Linked DNA regions of Homo sapiens: region 2 is linked to region 1. Evidence: read pairs that join two places in POLR2A ChIA-PET (ENCODE). Cell type or tissue: Caco-2. All regions are shown on one strand. Links, peaks and the distances in the headings refer to the core of each region. The heading gives the core; the rest is flanking DNA. Region 1 has its middle 5.4 kb from the start of NPRL3. Region 2 overlaps AXIN1 (axin 1).

The links. ChIA-PET counts read pairs that join two places held together with the same protein. Peaks named below come from ENCODE experiments on the same cell type or tissue, not always from the same donor. Only the 100,000 strongest peaks of a DNase experiment are listed, where the experiment ranks them.
Region 2: POLR2A ChIA-PET joins it to region 1 with 10 read pairs; 6 of 35 experiments call an interaction of 5 or more read pairs at or near these places.

What each region holds. Positions count from the first base shown.
Region 1 is chr16:139,510-148,563 of GRCh38, reverse strand. No RefSeq gene overlaps it. Among named protein-coding and RNA genes, the nearest start is that of NPRL3, 5.4 kb to the right of the region's middle. RefSeq lists cis regulatory regions at 3,311-3,707, 5,091-5,609. In Caco-2, for the core only: no CTCF peak of the experiment used is centred there; no DNase peak of the experiment used is centred there.
Region 2 is chr16:312,334-322,919 of GRCh38, reverse strand. AXIN1 (axin 1) reads left to right here. Exons shown (of 11, transcript NM_003502.4): 3 at 8,237-8,377. Among named protein-coding and RNA genes, the nearest start is that of PDIA2, 34 kb to the right of the region's middle. RefSeq lists enhancers at 3,916-4,669, 4,670-5,421, 5,422-6,175. In Caco-2, for the core only: no CTCF peak of the experiment used is centred there; a DNase peak (open chromatin) is centred at 5,912.

The DNA.
Region 1 (9,054 bases), core at 4,121-6,620:
ACAAGATGTAGACTATAGTTTAACGAATTATTAGAAAGCGGACAGCACCCCAATCCTCCCCAAAGGTAACCTCCACCTGACTTCTTGCTTTTCAGTAAGTTTTTTTTTTTTTGAGAGGGAGTCTCGCTCTGCTGCCCAGGCTGGAGTGCAGTTGCACGATCTTAGCTCACTGCAAGCTCCACCTCCCGGATTCATGCCATTCTCCTGCCTCAGCCTCTCGAGTAGCTGGGACCACAGGCACTAGCCACCATACCTGGCTAATTTTTTATATTTTTAGTAGAGACGGGGTTTCACCGTGTTAGCCAGGATGGTCTCGATCTCCTGACCTCGTGATCCGCCCGCTTCCCAAAGTGCTGGGATTAAAGGCGTGAGCCAGGCCTGCTTTTCAGTAAGTTTTTAACTACTCAGATATGCATCTGCAAGCACTTTGGTTGTTTTTGCCTGCTTTTCACCTTCATAGAAATGAAACGATACAGAATGCTCTCATTTGTGTCTGTCTGGCTTTTGTTTATTTGTTTTGAGACAGGGTCTTGCTCTATTGCCCAGGCTGGAGTGCAGTGGTACGATCATAGCTCATTGCAGCCTCGACCTCCCAGGCTTAAGTGATCCTCCTGCCTCAGCCTCCCAAGTAGCTGGGATCACAGGCACATGCCACCATGCCCAGCTAATTTTTTTTTTTTTTTTGTAGAGGTGGGGTTTCACCATGTTGCTCAGGCTTGTCCTGAACTCCTGGGCTCAAGTGATCCTTCTGCCTTGGCCTCCCAAAGTGCTTGGATTACAGGCATGAGCCACTTTATGCAATCTGTTATTTATTTATTTAATTTATTTATTTTTAATTATTATTTTTTTGAGATGGAGTCTCGCTCTGTCGCTCAGGCTGGAGTGCAGTGGCATGATCTCGGCTCACTGCAAGCTCCACCTCCCGGGTTCATGCCATTCTCCTGCCTCAGCCTCCTGAGTAGCTGGGACTACAGGCGCCCGCCACCATGCCCGGCTAATTTTTTTGTATTTTCAGTAGAGACAGGGTTTCACTGTGTTAGCCAGGATGGTCTTGATCTCCTGACCTCGTGATCTGCCCACCTCAGCCTCCCAAAGTGCTGGGATTACAGGCATGAGCCACTGCTCCCGGCCTGTTGGTTATTTATTTATTTATCTATTTATTTTCGAGACGCAGTCTTGCTCTGTCACCCAGGATGGAGTACAGTGATGCGATCTTGGCTCACTGCAACCTCCGCCTCCTAGGTTCAAGTGATTCTCCTGCCTCAGCCTCCCGAGTAGTTGGGACTACAGGCATGCACCACCACACCTGGCTAATTTTTGTATTTTCTAGTAGAGATGGGGTTTCACTGTGTTAGCCAGGCTGGTCCTGAACTCCTGACCTCAGGTGATCTGCCCGCCTTGGCCTCTGTAAGTGCTAGGATTATAGATGTGAGCCACCAAGCCTGGCCTTTAAAAAAATATTTTTAATCCAACTGTCTGCACACTGAATGTCCATCTTCTTTCACTCTCTCATGTCAGATTTACCAGCCATGTTATATGTGTTCATTTTCATTGCTGTATCTATTAATATTTCCTTGTAGGAATATACCACAGTTTATTCATTGTACTGGGGCTGGAACTTTGTGTTGTTTAGTTCTTGGCTATTATGAATAATGCTGCAATAAACATTCCTTTACATGTCACCTGGTACCCACATGCCTGAAATTCTATTTTGTACATACATACCTAGGAGTAAAGTTGCTGGGTCATAGGGCATATAGATTTTCAACTTTAGTAAAGAATGCCAAACTTTTTCACAGTGGTTAACCAACTTATGTTTTCCCTAGTGGTGTGCGAGCATTCTCCTTGCTCCAAATCCTTCTAAACATTTGATATGATCGGTGTAGTACTCCATTTTCTGTTGCTTATAATAGAATACCTGAGACTGTGGAATTTATTTTAAAAGGAATTTATTTCCTATAGTTACGGAGGCTGAGAAGTTTCGAGCCCAGTGGGGACTCGTGCAGAGTCCCAAAGTGGCACAGAGTATTAATCGCAGGTCGTGTGGGCTGAGCATGCTTGTGTGCCACCTCAGATCTCTCTTCTTTTTTTTTTTGAGACAGAGTCTTGCTCTGTCGCCCAGGCTGGAGGGCAGTGGCGCGATCTCGGCTCACTGCAAGCTCCGCCTCCCAGGTTCACGCCATTCTCCTGCCTCAGCCTTCCTAGTAGCTGGGACTACAGGTGCCCGCCACCACGCCCGGCTAATTTTTTTGCATTTTTTTTTTAGTAGAGACAGGGTTTCACTGTGTTAGCCAGGATGGTCTCGATCCCCTGACCTTGTGATCCGCCCATCTCGGCCTCACAAAGTGCTGGGATTACAGGTGTCAGCCACCGTGCCCGGCCAGGTCTCTCTTCTTATAAAGCCACCAGCCACACTCCCATGACAACTCATTAATCCATTCCTTGGGGGAGGACCCTCATGATCCAACCTCCTTACCCCAAAGGCCCCACCTCTCAACGCTGCCACACTGGGGATTAAGTTTCAACAAGAGTTTTAGAGGAGACAAACATTCCAACCATAGCAGTCAAACTCCTGGTCTTCTTAAATTTTAGCCTTTTTTAGGCCGGGCACAGTGGCTGATGCCTGTAATCTCAGCACTTTGGGAGGCCAAGGCGGGCAGATCACGAGGTCAGGAGTTCGAGACTAGCCTTGCCCACATGGTGAAACCCCGTCTCTACTTAAAAATGCAAAATTAGCTGGGTGTGGTGGTGTGCGCCTGTAATCCCAGGTACTCAGGAGGCTGAGGCAGGAGAATCGCTTGAACCCAGGAGGCGGAGGTTGCAGTGAGCCAAGATCGCGCCATTGTACTCCAGCCTGGGCAATAGAGTGAGACTTCATCTCAAAAAAAAAAAAAAATTACCTTTTTATTGGGTGTGTGATTTTTGGTGAGTGTGTAGTGGTTTCTCTTGTGGTCTTAATTTACATTTTCCTGATAATTAGTGAGGTTGAGCCCATATTTACTGGCCATTTCGGTTTCCTCTTTATTAAAGTATTTTAGTCTTGGCCACTTTCCCACTGTGTTGCCAGTCACTGATTTGTAGAAATTTCAAAAATATTCTGGATATAATTCCTTTGTCACTTTTATGTGTTAGATCTCCCCAACTCTGTATCTTAGTGATATTCTCGTTAAACAAAAGTTTGTAATTTTAATGCAGTCAAACTAGTGACTTTAAAAATCCAATTAAAAAATGTTATCCCTTCCATTCCCAATAGCCAAAAGGTAGAAACAACCCAAATGTCCATCACTGGATGAACAGATAAGCAAACTGTGATATTTCCACACCGTGAGATATTATTCAGCCATGAAAATGAAGTTCTGACCCAGGCTACGACATGGACAAGCCTCGAACCATTACACCAAGTGAAGGACGTCACACACCAGAGGCTACGTGCTGCATGAAACTGTGGGGCTTAGATAAGCCATTTTTAGGAAACATCCAGAATGGGCAAATCCCAGCAGAAAGTAGATTAGTGGTTGTCAGGGCCGGGGAGGACAAAGGCCGGGAGAGATGCCTCCGTGAGGAGGGCGTTTCCATCTGAGGCGATGAAAATGTCCTGGAACCAGGGAGAAGTGGTTGTTGCACAACACTCTGAATGTGCTGAATGCCGTTGACTTGCTCTCGTTAAAATGGTTATCTTTACGTGATGCAAATTTTATCTCAAAGTGAAGAGAGTCTCCTAGACCACATTTTTTTTTTTTTTTTGAGACAGGGTCTCAGTGTCTCGCCCAGATTGGAGTGCAGTGGCGCCATCTTGGCTCACCGCAACCCTCTACCTCCCAGGCTCAAGCGATTCTCCTACCTCAGCCTCCCAAGTAGCTGGGATTACAGGTACATGCCACTACCACCCGGCTAACTTTTTTTTTTTTTTTTTTTTTGAGACGGAGTCTCTCTCTGTCTCCCAGGCTGGAGTGCAATGGCGCGATCTCAGCTCACTGTACCTCCGCCTCCTGGGTTCAAGCGATTCTCCTGCCTCAGCCTCCCGAGCAGCTGGGATTACAGGCACGTAGCACTACACCCGGCTAATTTTTTGAATCTTTAGTAGAGACGGGGTTTTACCACGTTGGTCAGGTGGTCAGGCTGGTCTCGAACTCCTGACCCTGTGATCCGCCCGCCTCAGCCTTCCAAAGTGCTGAGATTACAGGCATGAGCCACAGTGCCCGGCCACTAGACCACATTTCTAAAAGCTTTACAGTGTGGTCTTTTGCGTTTGGTGACAGTCAACCTTGGGTTGACTGTGTTGAGGGGAGTCCATGTCTGTTTGGCTGGCATCTGTTGAGCACTTTCTAAGTTCTGCACATGGCAGCAACACTCTTCATTCTGGGTGCTTTATCCTCACAACCACCCTGTGAGGGAGGGTTTATTTTATTGTCATTAGTTGGGTTTTTTGTTTGTTTGTTTTGTTATGTTTTGTTTTGTTACAGGGTCTTCTTACTCTGTCCTCCAGGCTAGAGTGCAGTGTGACAATCTTGGCTCACTGCAGGCTCAACTTCCCAAGCTCAGGTGATCCTCCCACCTCAGCCTCCTGAGTAGCTGGGACTATAGGCATGTGCCACTATGCCTGGGTAATATTTGTGTTTTTAGTAGAGATGGCGTTTTGCCATGTTGCCCAGGCTGGCCTCAAACTCCTGAGCTCCAGTGATCCACCCACCTCGGCCTCCTAAAGTGCTTGGGATTACAGGCGTGAGCCACTGCACATGGGCATCATTACATTGGAAAGATAAGGAAACGGAGGCTCCAGGAGGTTATGAAACATGTCTGAGGCTTCCATGGAGCAGGAAACAAGCCCTGATGGTTTGTGTGGGCTGGGAGTCCGGCTGGGGCTGGGGCTTGTCCCTTCCTGTCCCTGGGCCTTGGTTTGAGCCCCAGCCTGTGCAGTGAGTGTGGAATGCTGGTGTCCACTGGTGGTTTCTGGCCTGAATTCCAAGCTCCAGGCACGTTCTGTGCCTGAGCAGCTGAGGCTGAGCTCAAAGGGTGTCTGGCCACTTACAAGCCACTGGACACTCAGCAGAATGCCGGATTGGGCATCTGCAAACTCTCCCATGAGAGTGGACCCTCGGTGACCCTGAACAGGCTAATTTGCCTTGTGAGTCCTAGTTTCACTGTTTTCACCTCTAGGATGGGGATTAGACTAGCCCCCACCTCAGTGTTGGGAGGGCGCTCAGGAACTTGCAGCATGAATTTTAAATTATTTCTATTACTACTGTGTGTGAGTGGTTCTCCCTGGTGGGGCAGCAACACTCAGCTGAGAAGGTGGAGGTGTCCAGGCAAGTCCCAGATAGCGTCTGTGAACCCCACCCGGCCCTCCTGCAGATGGCGGTGGCCCTTTGAGGCCCAGACCAAGTGGCAGGACCGATAAGGCCTCCTATCCTGCCAAGGGCAGGCCCAGGCTGGGAGGAAGGGTCAGGGGTTTCAGTTTCCAAAAATCTACTTACCGTCAAAAAAGCAGGTCATGAAACAGCTATTTAAAGGTAAAATGAGGAGACTTGGAGGTGTGGGGTCTTAGCAGAGAAGAGCCTGAGGATGTCCCCTGTAGCAAATGGAGGTTGGCCCTGGTGCTTCATTGTCCAGGAGACCCTGGGAGAACTTAGAGCTGGGACTCACTCAGGGACCATCTGCTCTGAACCCTGTTACTGGTGGGGAAACTGAGGTCCAAAGCAAGGCCCACTGACCCTCAGGCCAGCGTGTGACAATGATGTCTCATTTCTGTCACAGCCAATGAGGTGCAAACATGGACATGAGGGTGGCGCTGGGATCCAGAGTGCTGCTTCGAGGGCAGGGACGCACCCAGGACCTCTGTGGGCTGGGGTCATGGTGAGCTCCCTGCACTTTCACCAGTTCGAGCTCTCATTATGACTGACGATAGTCAGAAGAATGAACAATGAGTGCCAGGGTTACTGGCAGGAGGCCAACCCTGAGAGGGTAACCGGGGGAACAGTGGGATCCTTTGAGCCCAGAGATGTCCAGTCTGGAGCCCCAAGGTTCTGCCCATTGGGGCAGCAGCACGATTAGGTCAGAAGAGCGAGACCTGAGTCACAGTCCTGCTCCATTCGCATGGTCGCTGTGAGGGTCCCTGTGAGGAGGCCTCCATTACCACCACCGGCCACTGCCCTGGGTTCCCCCACCCCCATCTGTCCCATCTCACCCCTCCAGCCTCAAGCCCTGCTCCTGCAGTCTCATTTCCATCCCAGAGGCACTCCTGGGAAGTGCGGGAGAACTCACAAACCTTTTGATTATACATAAAATCAAAACATGGACAACGGGGATAAAGCCTTGCAAAATGTGTAGCAGAGGTTATGTATTCCTCAGAAAGAACACAGCCAGACCATCCAAGAACAGACCACCTGTAAAGAAAACAAGAAAAGCAATTCTCTGCAAATAATTAAGTGATGCAGCTCTCCCTCTCAATCAAAGAAATGCAACATAGAACAAGACACCATTTTCCTTTCTGGGAATTTCAGGAAAAAAAAAAATGTTATGCAGGCCGGGCACGGTGGCTCACGCCTGTAATCCCAGCACTTTGAGAGGCCGAGGCGGGTGGATCAAGAGGTCAGGAGATCGAGACCATCCTGGCTAACGCGGTGAAACCCCGTCTCTACTAAAAATACAAAAAAATTAGCCGGACGTGGTGGCGGGCGCCTGTAGTCTCAGCTACTGGGGAGGCTGAGGCAGGAGAATGGTGTGAACCTGGGAGGTGGAGCTTGCAGTGAGCTGAGATCGTGCCACTGCACTCCAGCCTGGGCGACAGAGCAAGACTCCATCTCAAAAAAAAAAAAAAAATTAGCCTGGTGTGGTGGCGGGCACCTGTAGTCCCAGCTACTTGGGAGGCTGAGGCAGGAGAATGATGTGAACCTGGTAGGTGGAGCTTGCAGTGAACTGAGATTGTGCCACTGCCCTCCAGCCTGGGTGATAGAGCGAGACTCTGTCTCAAAAAAAAAAAAAAAATGTTATGCAGCCCTGTGCAAGAAAACGCACCTGTTGGTACTGTTGAGCCATTTCAAATGCACGTACCCTTCACCCTGGTGAGGCCAATCCACAAATTTGTTCTGCAAAATACACATTAGTGTCAGTGTTGGTGCAAGAGGGTTACTTGCAACAGTGAAAATGCTCATCCCTCAGTCAAGTGGTTAGGTTCTGATGCATTTGATGTGCTTGGGAAAGTTCTGGAAGCAGCCAAAGAAGCTCATTACCTTTAGTTACCTCCTGGGGAAGCCTGGGATAGGGTAGGTGGGGTGATTTTTTAAAAAACAACTTCATTGAGATATAATTTACCATACCATACCAATTTGCATACCATAAAGCTTATCCACTTCAAGTGTACACTTCCATATCTTTTTTTTGTTTTTGAGATGGAGTCTCGCTCTGTCGCCCAGGCTGGAGTGCAATGGTGCGATCTTGGCTCACTGCAAGCTCCGCCTCCCGGGTTCACACCATTCTCCTGCCTCAGCCTCCTGAGTATCTGGGACTACAGGCGCCCGCACCATGTCCAGCTAATTTTTTGTATTTTTAGTAGACACGGGGTTTCACTGTCTTAGCCAGGATGGTCTCGATCTCCTGACCTCGCGATCCGCCTGCCTTGGCCTCCCAAAGCGCTGGGATTACAGGCATGAGCCACTGCGCCCGGCACTTCCATGTCTTTTAGTGTATTCGCGTTCTCAGAGCTGTCCAACCATTACCACAGTCAACGTTAGAACATTTTCATCACTCCCCTTCAAAAAACCCATGAATCGCTCCATATTTCCCCTGACCCCCTGGAAGCCCTAGGCAGCCACTAATCATTCTGTCTCTATGGATTTGCCTATTCTGGGCATCTTATATAAATGGAATCATATATTAGTGTGTCTTCAAGATGGATTCATGTGCCGTACTTCATTCCTTTTTATGGCTGAATAGTATTCCCTTAAACAAACTATACCATATTCACCCATTCATCAATTGATATACCCTAGGATTGCTTCCACTTTGGGCTATTATGAATAATATTACTAAGAACACACATGTTTTTGTGTGGACATATGCTTTCATTTCTCTTGGCTATATATCTAAAAGGGGGATTTGCCGAGTGTTGTGTTAACTCTAACCTTTCAGGAACTGCCAGCCTGTTTTCCATAGCGAGTGTAGCCTCTTACATTCCCACCAGCAGGAGAGAGATTCCCGTTTCTCCACACCCCTGCTGACGCTTGTCTTTTTGATTACAGCCATCGTAGGAGGTGTGATGTGGCATCTATTTGTAGTTTTGATTTGCATCTCCCTAATGCCTAATAATGTTGAGCATTTTTAATTTCTGTTTTGCCCAGGCTGGTCTGGAGTTCCTGGCCTCTCAGCGCTGGGGTCACAGGCGTAAGCCTCTACCAGTTGAGCTGAGCATCTTCTGGTGCTTATTGGCCATTTGCATAATGCACTGGAAAAATATTCATATCCTTTGTGCATTTTTCAATTGTCTTTTTATTGTTGAGTTGTAAGTTTCCTCCATTCTAGATACAATTCCCTTATCAGATATGTAACTTACAAATATTTTCTCCCGTTCTGTGGGTGGACTTTTAATTTTCTTGATGGTGTCCTTTAAAGCACCGAAGTTTTTGTTTTGTTTTGAGATGGAGTCTCGCTCTGTCGCCAGGCCAGAGTTCAGTGGCACGATCTCGGCTCACTGCAACCTCCGCCTCCCGGCTTCAAGCGATTCTCCTGCCTCAGCCTCCCGAGTAGCTGGGATTAGAAGCAGGCGCCGCCAAACCCAGCTAATTTTTGTATTTTTAGTAGAGAGACGGGGTTTTACCATGTTGGCCAGGATGGTCTAGATCTCCTGATCTCATGATCTGCCCACCTCGGCCTCCCAAAGTGCTGGGATTTCAGGCGTGAGCCACCGCGCCCGGCCGCAGTAAAGTTTTTAATCTGATGAAGTTTAATTTATTCTTCTGTAGTCGCTCCTGCCTTTAGTGTCACTGCCTCGCCCAAGGTCTCAAAGATCTCCTGTCGGCTTCCAAGTGTTTTTTTTTTTTTTTTTTTTTTTTGAGACGG
Region 2 (10,586 bases), core at 4,482-6,981, 170 kb before region 1:
CATGACTGCAGACCAGAGCTGGGACGCAGCTGCAGGCCATGGCTCACCTCTTCCCCCAGGCCACTGCCCGCCATCCTCAGAGGCCTTTTCTGCCTGTGTTGCTTCTTGCCAGGCTTTTGTGTCTGCCAGTGTCTGGGCTCTAAAGGATGCACTCATCCGTCCACCGCCCACAGCTCCAGAAAATGAAGAGGGTCCCCGGGAGCCAGCGATTCTGTGTGTAGGATTCACCCACCATCCTCAGTGGCTCTGTGGGACTCAGGTGGCTGGAGACACATGGATGGGGTATTGAGGGGCAGACGCACACCCGAGTCTGCATGGACTCTTTGCCTCGCGGACAGCCAGGTCCCACTTGCTTTGGAGAGGAGGATGTGCAGCCCAGGGGATTCTGCCTCTGTGCCCAGGTGAGGCACAGGTCAGCACCAGCACCTGCCATGCTAACTCAGCTCCTGCACAGGCCTCCCACACCTGTGCAGAGGAAACACAGCCGTAGGAGCACATCTGTCCCCATACCTGAGCACAGGTGCACACTCCACTGCGGGCAGGTACAGGGTGATGGGTTGAGGGGAGACATACTCAGTCATGAGTTATTGCCTCCCGTTAGACCGCACTACCAGCAGGGCCATCCCTGGAGCCTGGGGTGTGCGCCATGTTCCCCAGCTGCCCCTCGGTCACCTCCTCCTGGAGCCTGGGGTGTGCACCACTGTTTGCAGCCACCCTGCCCTGAGCCAGGCCTGGGAGAAGCACCCAGCCTCACGCCTGCGGCATGCGCTGCCTGGGTTTCCCTGGCCACAAGACGGGGCTCTCTGTGCTTCTCAGAAGGTCGTGCATCTTTGGGTCTGTGCGGCCACCTCCGTCTTCATGTCCAGCTCACTTGGAATTGGGCTTTCATTGGCTCATTCCTGGCTTATCATCCAGGGCTCACAGATGTGTGTTTCCAGCCATTTTACTAATTCCAGCCTCTGTCTTTCAGAATACAGCTGGTCTCTAACTTAGGATGGCTCCACTTAGGCCTTTTCAACTTTACAACCAGCCTGAAGCATTCAGGGTGCCCGTCAACGAAGGGCAAGGCTGTGTCTGGATAACACTTTGAGGTTGGAATCCACTTTCCACCTCATATTCCCAGCTATGAGAGGGTTTAACCCTTCGTGGGTTGGAATCCACCTTCTACCTCATATTCCCAGCTATGAGAGGGTTTAACCCTTCGTGGGTTGGCATCCGCCTTCTACCTCATATTCCCAGCTATGAGAGGGTTTAACCCTTCGTGGGTTGGAATCCACCTACCTCATATTCCCAGCTGTGAGAGGGTTTAACCCTTCGTGGGTTGGAATCCACCTTCTACCTCGTATTCCCAGCTATGAGAGGTTTATCAGGACACAGCCTTGTCGTGAGTTGAGGAGCTCTGTGGTTGGAGAAAAAGGCGATTTGCCTTTCAAAATGGCTATAATTATTTTACGTGGTGTACTGACCTGTGCTGCTTAAGCAAAACCATCAGAACTTACTTTTAACAACACAGAAGTCTTGGCGGGGTGGGGCACGTGCTATGCAGAGCTCTCCTGGGGCTGCTGTTTGCTGTTTCCCCATAGTGGTTGTCACCAGCAGGTGCCATGTGGTGCCTTACTACCAGGGAGGGTGGCGGCTCCTGCCTGGGTATGGAAATGTGGTGCCTTACTACCAGGGAGGGTGGCGGCTCCTGCCTGGGTATGGAAGGCACAGAGAGCAGCGGGCCCAGAGCATCCCAGAGCGTGGGTAGCAGGAGGCAGGAGGGCCTGTAGCAGTGGTTTCGGGTGATTCCCAGGGCCAGATCTACCTCCAGCCTCCTCTTCCCATGTTCTGGGTGGCATCCGTCACACCAGGTGGTCTTTTGGCATGAAACATTTTTTGTGGGCAGGCGCAGTGGCTTAAGCCTGTAATCCCAGCACTTTGGGAGGCCGAGGCGGGCAGATCACAAGGTCAGGCGTTCGAGACCAGCCTGACCAACACGGCGAAACCTTGTCTCTACTAAAAATACAAAAATTAGCCGGGCGTGGTGACGTGTGCCTGGAGTCCCAGCTACTCGGGAGGCTGAGGCAGGAGAATCGATTGAACCCAGGAGGCGGAGGTTGTAGTGAGCCGAGATCGCGCCACTGCACTCCAGTCTGGGCGAAAGAGCGAGGCTCCGTCTCAAAAAAAAAAAAAATATATATATATATATATATACACACACACGCATATACGTATGCATATATACATATATACACACATATATACATTTACATATATACATATATATTTGTTTTTAATTTTTATATTCTTGAGTGTACTTAGTAATTTTAAAGGTAATTGATGAGGAAAGCTGGAACTCTCTCAAATTTGCACGTGTGTGTTAAGGGATGTGGAGGGATGCTGTGAAGCTTGACCTGTTTCTAAATTTCTCCATGAAACCATCACAGCGAAGCATCATAATTTTGTGTAACTTTTCTGTTTAGATTTTATCCGCCCCTATGTTGCATTATTGGTGTTGTCATCTTACCTTGCTGGAATCCTTTTAAAGCATTTACCCCTTTGCAGTTCAGTAATTAAAATGATCTGATTTGTGGCCAGGCATGATGGCTCATGCCTGTAATCCCAGCACATTCGGACACCGAGGTGGGCAGATGACTTGAGCCCAAGAGTTCAAGACCAGCCTGGGTGACATAGTGAGACCTCATCTATATAAAAAATGAAAAAGTAGCCAGGAGTGGTAGTGTGCGCCTGTTGTCCCACCTACCTGGGAAGCTAAGGTGGGAGTCCAGGGAATAAAAAAGAAAATGTCAGTGCAGGAAATGCGTTGCTTGTGAGTGTGTGGGGGGCTGTCGGTTCTGAGGTTCTCATGCGGCCTGGGAAGAGGCAGGTGTGATGTGTGGGATTGAGACATGTCCAGGCACAGGAACCAATGAAAGAACTGTACAACATTTACTTTTTCAGAGGGAGGAAATGGAAAGCAAAAAATACCCCAAAGAAGGCAAGAAAGAGCAAAAGGAAGTAGAGCAGATGTGATAAACCAACCCGATCCGACGGTGGCCCAGCTCCCTCCACATCACACTAAATGTAACCGGACCAGACAGCCTCATTAAAAGGAAAAATTGTTATGCTACCTTTTTAAAAGGCAGGCTGCTTACACAAGTAGAAGAATATAGAATGGTTAAATGTGAAAAGACGGAAGATGAAAGTACCACAGTGACCAGAGAGCCGGTGCCGTGGCCATGCTGGATGTGGGAGCAGCCGCGGGAGTCCCAGAGAGGTGCCTTCCTGGGGCAGGAGGAGCACCTTTCTCCACCATCCATGAACACCTGGGCAGGGGAGACCTTCTGTGTGGCCCTGACATTTGGGCCTCCTAGGCCAGCCTAGAGTGCACTGGCCGCCTCATGGCTTCTCATTTCCTGTTGCCTTGAAGCTAATAGGGTCCTTGTAGCTGTCAAACCCCACAGGTGTTTGTTTATGACACAGCTCCTGGGCATTGATTCTGCCATCAGCGCCTCCTCACCGCTCCACTGGACTTTCCCTTCTGTGATGGGCACGTTTTTCCCTAAGTCACCGTGTCTTCTCATGCCTCCTCTCCACGACATTTTTGTTTTTGAGACAGAGTCTGGAGCACAGGCTGGAACACAGTGGCGTGATCATATCTTACTGCAGACTCCCGGGCTCCAGCGAGTCTCCTGCCTTACCCTCCCAAGTCGCTGGGATTCTAGGTGTGCGCCACCACACCGGACCCTAAAGAAAGCCTTTGAACACACAGAAGAGTTGCGAGGAGTCTGTCACTACCTGGCTCTACAGGGTCTCCCAGCCTCTGTGTCCCCGGACTCTGCCTGAGTCCTGGCACCTGTTCCAGAAGAGCTGTGCACGTTTTCCTGTTTGAGGTCATCAGCGTGGGGGGCTGGGCACAGCTCTCACCAAGTCTCCGGCCGCATTCTCTCCGCACAGCCAGAGCCGCTCTCACCAAGGCCCCGGCCGCATTCTCTCCACACACAGCCAGGGGTCAGAGCCACTCTCACCAAGGCCCCGGCTGCATTCTCTCTGCACAGCCAGGGGTCAGAGCCGCTCTCACCAAGGCCCCAGCCGCATTCTCACCGCACACAGCCAGGGGTCAGCATCTCCACTGTCTGAGAAGTGCAGGTGTAGGTGGAGGTGCTCGTGAAGGGCGGGCATACAGGTGCACACATGGGCATGCGGGCGCGCACACAGATGGATACGTGGGCATGCACACACAAAGCACGCATCCATAGGCGCACGCACAGGCAGGCACGCGAGCACATGCCCCTCCCGCCACTGGATCCCAGCTATATGGGGGGATCCTGGAACTCCCATGTGACCTCCCCTTGGACGTGTCTTTGACCAGAACGTTCTTGGTCGCATCTGCTGGTAGTGAAGGCCAAGCCCGGCCGCCTGTGTCTTCAGGTACAGGAGCCATCTGAGTGCTGAGGGCAGATCCTGAGAGCCAGGGCAGTTGTCTGGGATTGTTACGAAGATCAATAGTAAACAGGCTGCCCTTCTTCCTTTTCTTTTCTCCCAGCCGCCTTCTCCCGCTTCTCTCCCCTTTGCTGCCTGACCTTGGTGCTTGTGTGCAGTGGAACTTGCTGTGTGCTGGAGCTTGTGGAAAATGGGAAACCTGCGTTTCTCCTGCTTCTCATTTTAAAGACAAACAGGTTTTCCAAAAATGTGAAAGGCACACCTGGGAAGTCAGAGTGGGAGAAGGATTTGGAATTGGACACATGAACACAGAAGGCTTCGTTCTGCTGTATGTGGCTCCCAAGTGACGGGACAGGTGTGAGCCCCATGGCAGCATGAGGGCAGGGCACGTGCTTCCAGTGCGTGCCAAGACAGACACGCCATGTGCCGTGGGCTACAGACGCGCCGTGTGCTGTGGGCTACAGACGCACCAAGTGCCGTGGGCTACAGATGCACCCGTGTGCCGTGGACGTAGACTTCTTAAACTTCTGTGCGGCAGTGGCCTTCTCTCTTCCATTTGAAATGTTTTTATTTGGCCAAATAGATGTTTATAGAAAGTTACCAAAGTTCAGTGTTCCTTCATAGTAATAGGGAGACTTTAGTACTTAACCTGAGATCTGAGGTTGGCTGCAGTGGTTGTTACAGTGATAATATCAGTAGCTGCTGAGCAGCTGTGGCTTTAAGTATCAAAGGAATAATGGTGTCATTTATAAATACTGCATGATGCTTAAAGCAAAGAGCCTGAAGCTGCAGGCTGGTATCATTTTATCTGCTCTATGTCAGGTACAGAGAGGAGACGAGGAGTGAACCAAACTTACAAAGCCCAGCCACCGGTGGTCGGTGTTTCCAGAGAACCCATTTCCCAAGAGCGGCCCCATGGTTGCTGTCAGCCTGAGGCTGCCGTCACCTGGCCGTGACTGTCTGTGGCCTGCAGTGAGCGACCAGGCCACAGTGGGTGGGTCAGAGGGACTCGTGGACATCGGCCCTGGCAGGGGCCTGACATCGTGAACCGTGTTTTCCATTGTGGCATGGGGTCCTGCACCTGCCTCCCGAGCAGCTGAGCACGGTCACCAGCACTGTTCGTATGAAAGGCCCTGCTTGTGTGTTCTGGCCCCATGCGATACCCTCCAGAGGGCATGGAGGCCACAGCCCCAGGGGAAATGGCCCCGTGCAGCGAGGCCCTGCCCAGCACCGCCACAGGCTGTCCCCAGCTCGCAGTGCTCGCTCATCTCCCCAGGCATCCCATGTCACCAGAGTCCAAGGTGCTGGGCTGCCTGCCCCCCTCCCATCTTGTCAAAGGGCCTTTCCTGGTGTAAGTAGAACTGGGGCTTTCCCTAGGTTCTGTTCATCAGGTGGATGGCTGGAAGCTGCGCTGGTCCCTCCCTCCACACCAAGGACTCTGATGCGCAGGTGTGCTTGCACCTCCGACATGGCAGTTCCTCCGGCCATGTGCACGTGGAGGGCGGCCCATTGTGGTAGCCTTGGGAGGTGTCTTGGTTATCTTGTGTCACTGTGACCTGTGGAGATCCAACTGAGGTAGTCATCACCCCTCGGGGGACACATTCCAAGACCCAGGTGGAGGCCTGAAATGCGATAGTACTGAACCCTGTATATACTGTTTTCCCCTCTGGGAACACACCTCTGATCAAATTTAACTTACAAGTTAGGCACAGTAGAGACTAAAAAAATTGTGAATCAAATGGAATGATTGTAAGGGTGCACTGTGATAAACCCCCTGTGAGGCTGACGACTGTCAGGGTGCAATGTGATAAACCCCCTGTGAGGCTGACGACTGTCAGGGTGCACTGTGATAAACCCCCTGTAAAGCTGGTCTCTTTCTCTCGCAGTCTTACCGCTCTGTGCGCACCTAGTTTCAGACCTTGGCTGAACGCAAGTAACTGAAACTAGGGAAAGCAAAGCCGAGTGGGGGCAGCCGCTAGAAGGAAGGGGCAGCCTCAGGGCACACTGTGGGGCTTGGCAGTTAGGGACCCTGCAGAGTCCACATGCCAGTTGGTTGGCAGCACAGCAGAGCGCCCGGAAGGGGCACATGCCTTTGACAGGAGTTAGATGTGGTGGAGAGAGGCGCTTAAAATTATTGAGGACAAGATGGGTTATTTGGTATTTAATGCTAACAGCTGTATCTCCATTTTGATGTGAAGGAGTGAGCTAGATTTTATTTATTTTTTATTATTTTATTTTTTACCTTTAGGCTCTGCTGGACTGGCCTAGATTTTGTATACACACATTTCAGGTGAAGGTCTAAAAAAAACTGGAGCATATAAAGAAAAATAGAATATATGTGTAATTCTGGAATAAGGAAGGACTGTGTTTCCAAAATAGAAAATAAATAAATAAATAAAGGAAAAGATTGGAATATCTGATTGATTTATTTATTTTATTTTTGAGACAGAGTCTTACTCTGTCGCCCAGGCTGGAGTGCAGTGCTGCGATCTCAGCTTACTGCAATCTCTGCCTCCCGGGTTCAAGCGATTCTCTTGCCTCAGCCTCCCAAGTAGCTGGGATTACAGGTGCGTGCCACCACACCTAGCTAATTTTTGTATTTTTACTAGAGATGGGGTTTCACCATGTTGGTCAGGCTGTTCTTTTTTTTTTTTTTTTTTTTCTTTTGAGACAGAGTCTTGCTCTGTCACCCAGGCTGGAGTGCAGTGGCGTGATCTCAGCTTACTGCAAGCTCCGCCTCCCAGGTTCACGCTATTCTCCCGCCTCAGCCTCCGAAGTAGTCTGGGACTACAGGCGCCCGCCACCACGCCCAGCTAATTTTTTGTATTTTTAGTAGAGACGGGGTTTCACTGTGTTAGCCAGGATGGTCTCGATCTCCTGACCTCGTGATCTGCCTGCCTCGGCCACCCAAAGTGCTGGGATTAAAGGCATGAGCCACCGCACCCGGCCTGTCTGATTTCATAGAAATGAAAAATTTTGTTTGACCAAAATCAACCTGAGCAATGTTAAAAAGAAAAATGACATTTAGGGAGAAAATGTTTTTTGCGTATATAACCAGAGATTAATAACAAGTCTATTTGAAGACTTCTGTAAATCACCAAGAAACTCATAATCCACCCCATAGAAAATGGTAAACCATATGAACAGATAAAGAGGAAGAAGTTTAAATGACAAATACGCTAAACTGCCAATCTGACCATTAATCAGGGAAGTGCAGATTGAAAAAAGGTGTCATTTCCTGGCTAATTTTGCAGTAACAAGAGGAGGTGAATCGTCCCAGGAGCTGGGGAGGAACCTCTGCTCTAGGTAGGGGGACAGGAGGTGGCACCACCCACACACACTGTCACATACCGGCCCTGACATCAGTCCCGTGGCCATGCTTGGACTTGGGCACAGGTGCAGAGACGTCTGAGCTGAATCCCAAGGGCCTCATCCTGATCAAAACCCAGTGTCCTCTCCCGACGCGCACTGCAGAATGAGCAGAACATCTGCGTCCCATTTCTAGTACCGTGCACGGAAAACAAACCCAAATGATCACGTGTGGATGCTCTGTGTGTGCACCAAAGCCCCCGCCTAAAATCAGAGGAGAGATCTGGAAAGATGCCCGGTGCTTTAATGCACCCCGTTGAAAAGGACAGAGGGACAAGAGGACAGGTGGAGATGTTGGTCTTTTCTCCATGCTCCTTATTTTCTCCAAATTGCTTGTGTTTTTAATTAATACATTGAGATATTCAGATAACATGAAAATGTGAAATAAAATGAGAGGCTGTTGGCAGGCTGTCACTAACATGCCCTGCTTGCCTGTTTGCAGGTATGGATCCTGGCGGGAGCCAGTCAACCCCTATTATGTCAATGCCGGCTATGCCCTGGCCCCAGCCACCAGTGCCAACGACAGCGAGCAGCAGAGCCTGTCCAGCGATGCAGACACCCTGTCCCTCACGGACAGCAGCGTGTAAGTCCCGCCCCGGATACCCAGTCCCTCACGGACAGCAGTGTGTAAGTCCGGTCCCAGACACCTTGTCCCTTGAGGACAGCAATGTGTAAGTCCTGCCCCAGACACCCTGTTTCTTGCGGATGGCAGCGTGTAAGTCCCACCCTGCTGCAGAGCGCGGCCAGCTCAGAGGGGGCTTCGTGCTGACCCAGAGATGCCTGGGCTTTGTCTTCAGGAAAAGTGTTTCCTGGCTCCCCAGGTCTCAGTGAGAGTGCGTCTGGACATGCAGGCAGGCTGTACCGCAGAGGCTGTCCTCCAAGCAGTACAAGTGAGGGCTCAGCTTTGTGTCGGTTGCTTCTCTCTGTGACCAGGGCTGCTGGGACCTCCCTATGAGGAAGGATCGAGGGTGAACCTAAGACAGTCTGTAGGCTGCCCGGGCTAGAGTTTGCTCTTTGGTTTTCAGAGTCTGGGGTTTCAGCTTAAAGACAGGCACAGGCCAGCTGCCTCACCACTGGCTGTGGCGAGTGATGTGGTCCCTGAGGGTGGCGTTTCTGCCGACGCTGGTGCAGTACAGGGTCCTGTCTTGTCCCTGTCACCCACTTGGCAAGGGGCTGGGAGCAGGAGTGAGGGAAGATGCTGTGGTTGTGCTGAGGCCTGGGCCACACATGTGTGACGCTCGAGGTGACAGGCAGAAGCTTATTCTTTCATTGTCCAGGGAAACCCCATGTGTAGGAACGTGCTTGTTTTATGACCTCTTCCCCTGTGCTTCGCAGCTGGCTTTTTGGGACCTATGTACACCCCAGCCATTAGATGATGCCAACAGTCTTGTTGCAGTAGGGCACTGGCTGCCAGCCTGTGGGGGTCATTTGGGGTTTTGGTTACCCATGAAGCTCAGACCTTCCCAGCTCTGGTCTGTGCGCCACACGCCACCTGCCCACCAGCCATCCTAGCCAGGGCTGGGGCCGAGCCGCAGGAACCAGGGTCTCCCTGCAGCAGCCTCAGCATTGGAGGAAGCCAGCGGCTATGAACTTGTGAGCAGCTGGAGCCCGCGGACCACCACCCTCCATCCCCACTGCGGCCAGTGGTGTCCCAGATGTCTTTCCCGCTTAGCTGGGTTCTCCATGAGGAAAGCCTGGAGATCTGGATAGGGCTGGAGGAGGAGAGAGGGACTTCTCACCTACTGGTGATTCTGCCCATCTTTTTATGAATATGTTTTAAGTGATGGTCCCACTGTATGTACCATTTTTATGGTTCTTTTCATTTTGAGACAGGATCTCACTGTCACCCAGGCTGGACTGCAATGGTGCGATCTTGGCTTACTGTAGCTTCTGTCTCCTGGTCCCAAGCAATTCTGCCTCAGCCTTCAGAGTTGCTGAGGCTACAAGCGTGCGCCACCACGCCTGGCTAATGATTATTATAATTTTTGTGGAGACGAGGCCTCACTATGCAGTCTCGAACTCCGAGGCTCAAACGGTGCACCCACTTCAGCCTCATGAGTGCTGGGATTACGGGCATGAGCCACTGCATCCGGCTGATGATGATGATTATTTTTGTGGAGACGAGGCCTCACTATGCAGTCTCCAACTCCTGGGCGCAAACTGCACCCACTTCAGCCTCACGAGTGCTGGGATTATGGGCATGAGCCACTGTGCCTGGCTGGTTTGTTCTTTTCATTTGCCTGTCTTTAAACATTTTTCCAAAACCTGAATTTCAGATGAGGAGAACAAGTTGTCACATTCTGTTTCTGAACCAGATTCAGCCAGCCCACATTGCCGTAGGTCTTGGCCCCTTGGTTTTTCCCCAGGTAGCTGTGGTAGTGCAGGGGCAGCTCCCTGCCCCTTCCGGGCAGAGCTGCTGTGTGTGGCTTCTCCTGGTTTCTTTCATCCTCGTTTAATTTTGAATCTTCAAAATAAAATGTTGACGTGATTTTAGCAGCACCTGACTTGAGGTTACTGGAGTTGAAGCAGTGCCTGCCGTGGTCCTGAAGCCTCGGGCCAGGTGGTTGGGTGCAGTGCAGCCCACGGAGCGCCTGACATGCATCCTAGCATCTGGTTTCCCTCTTCCCCAAAACTCTGTTACTACAACAAAAAGTAACCTGCCAACTCAGTTTTCTCAAAAAGTCTCCTAATTCTCTCCAAGAAAAGGGACATATGTTTCCTAAAGGGAGGACCTAAAATAAATAGGTATTTTTTTTCTTGATATTCTGTTCATCTTGGTTTGTACTGAAGTG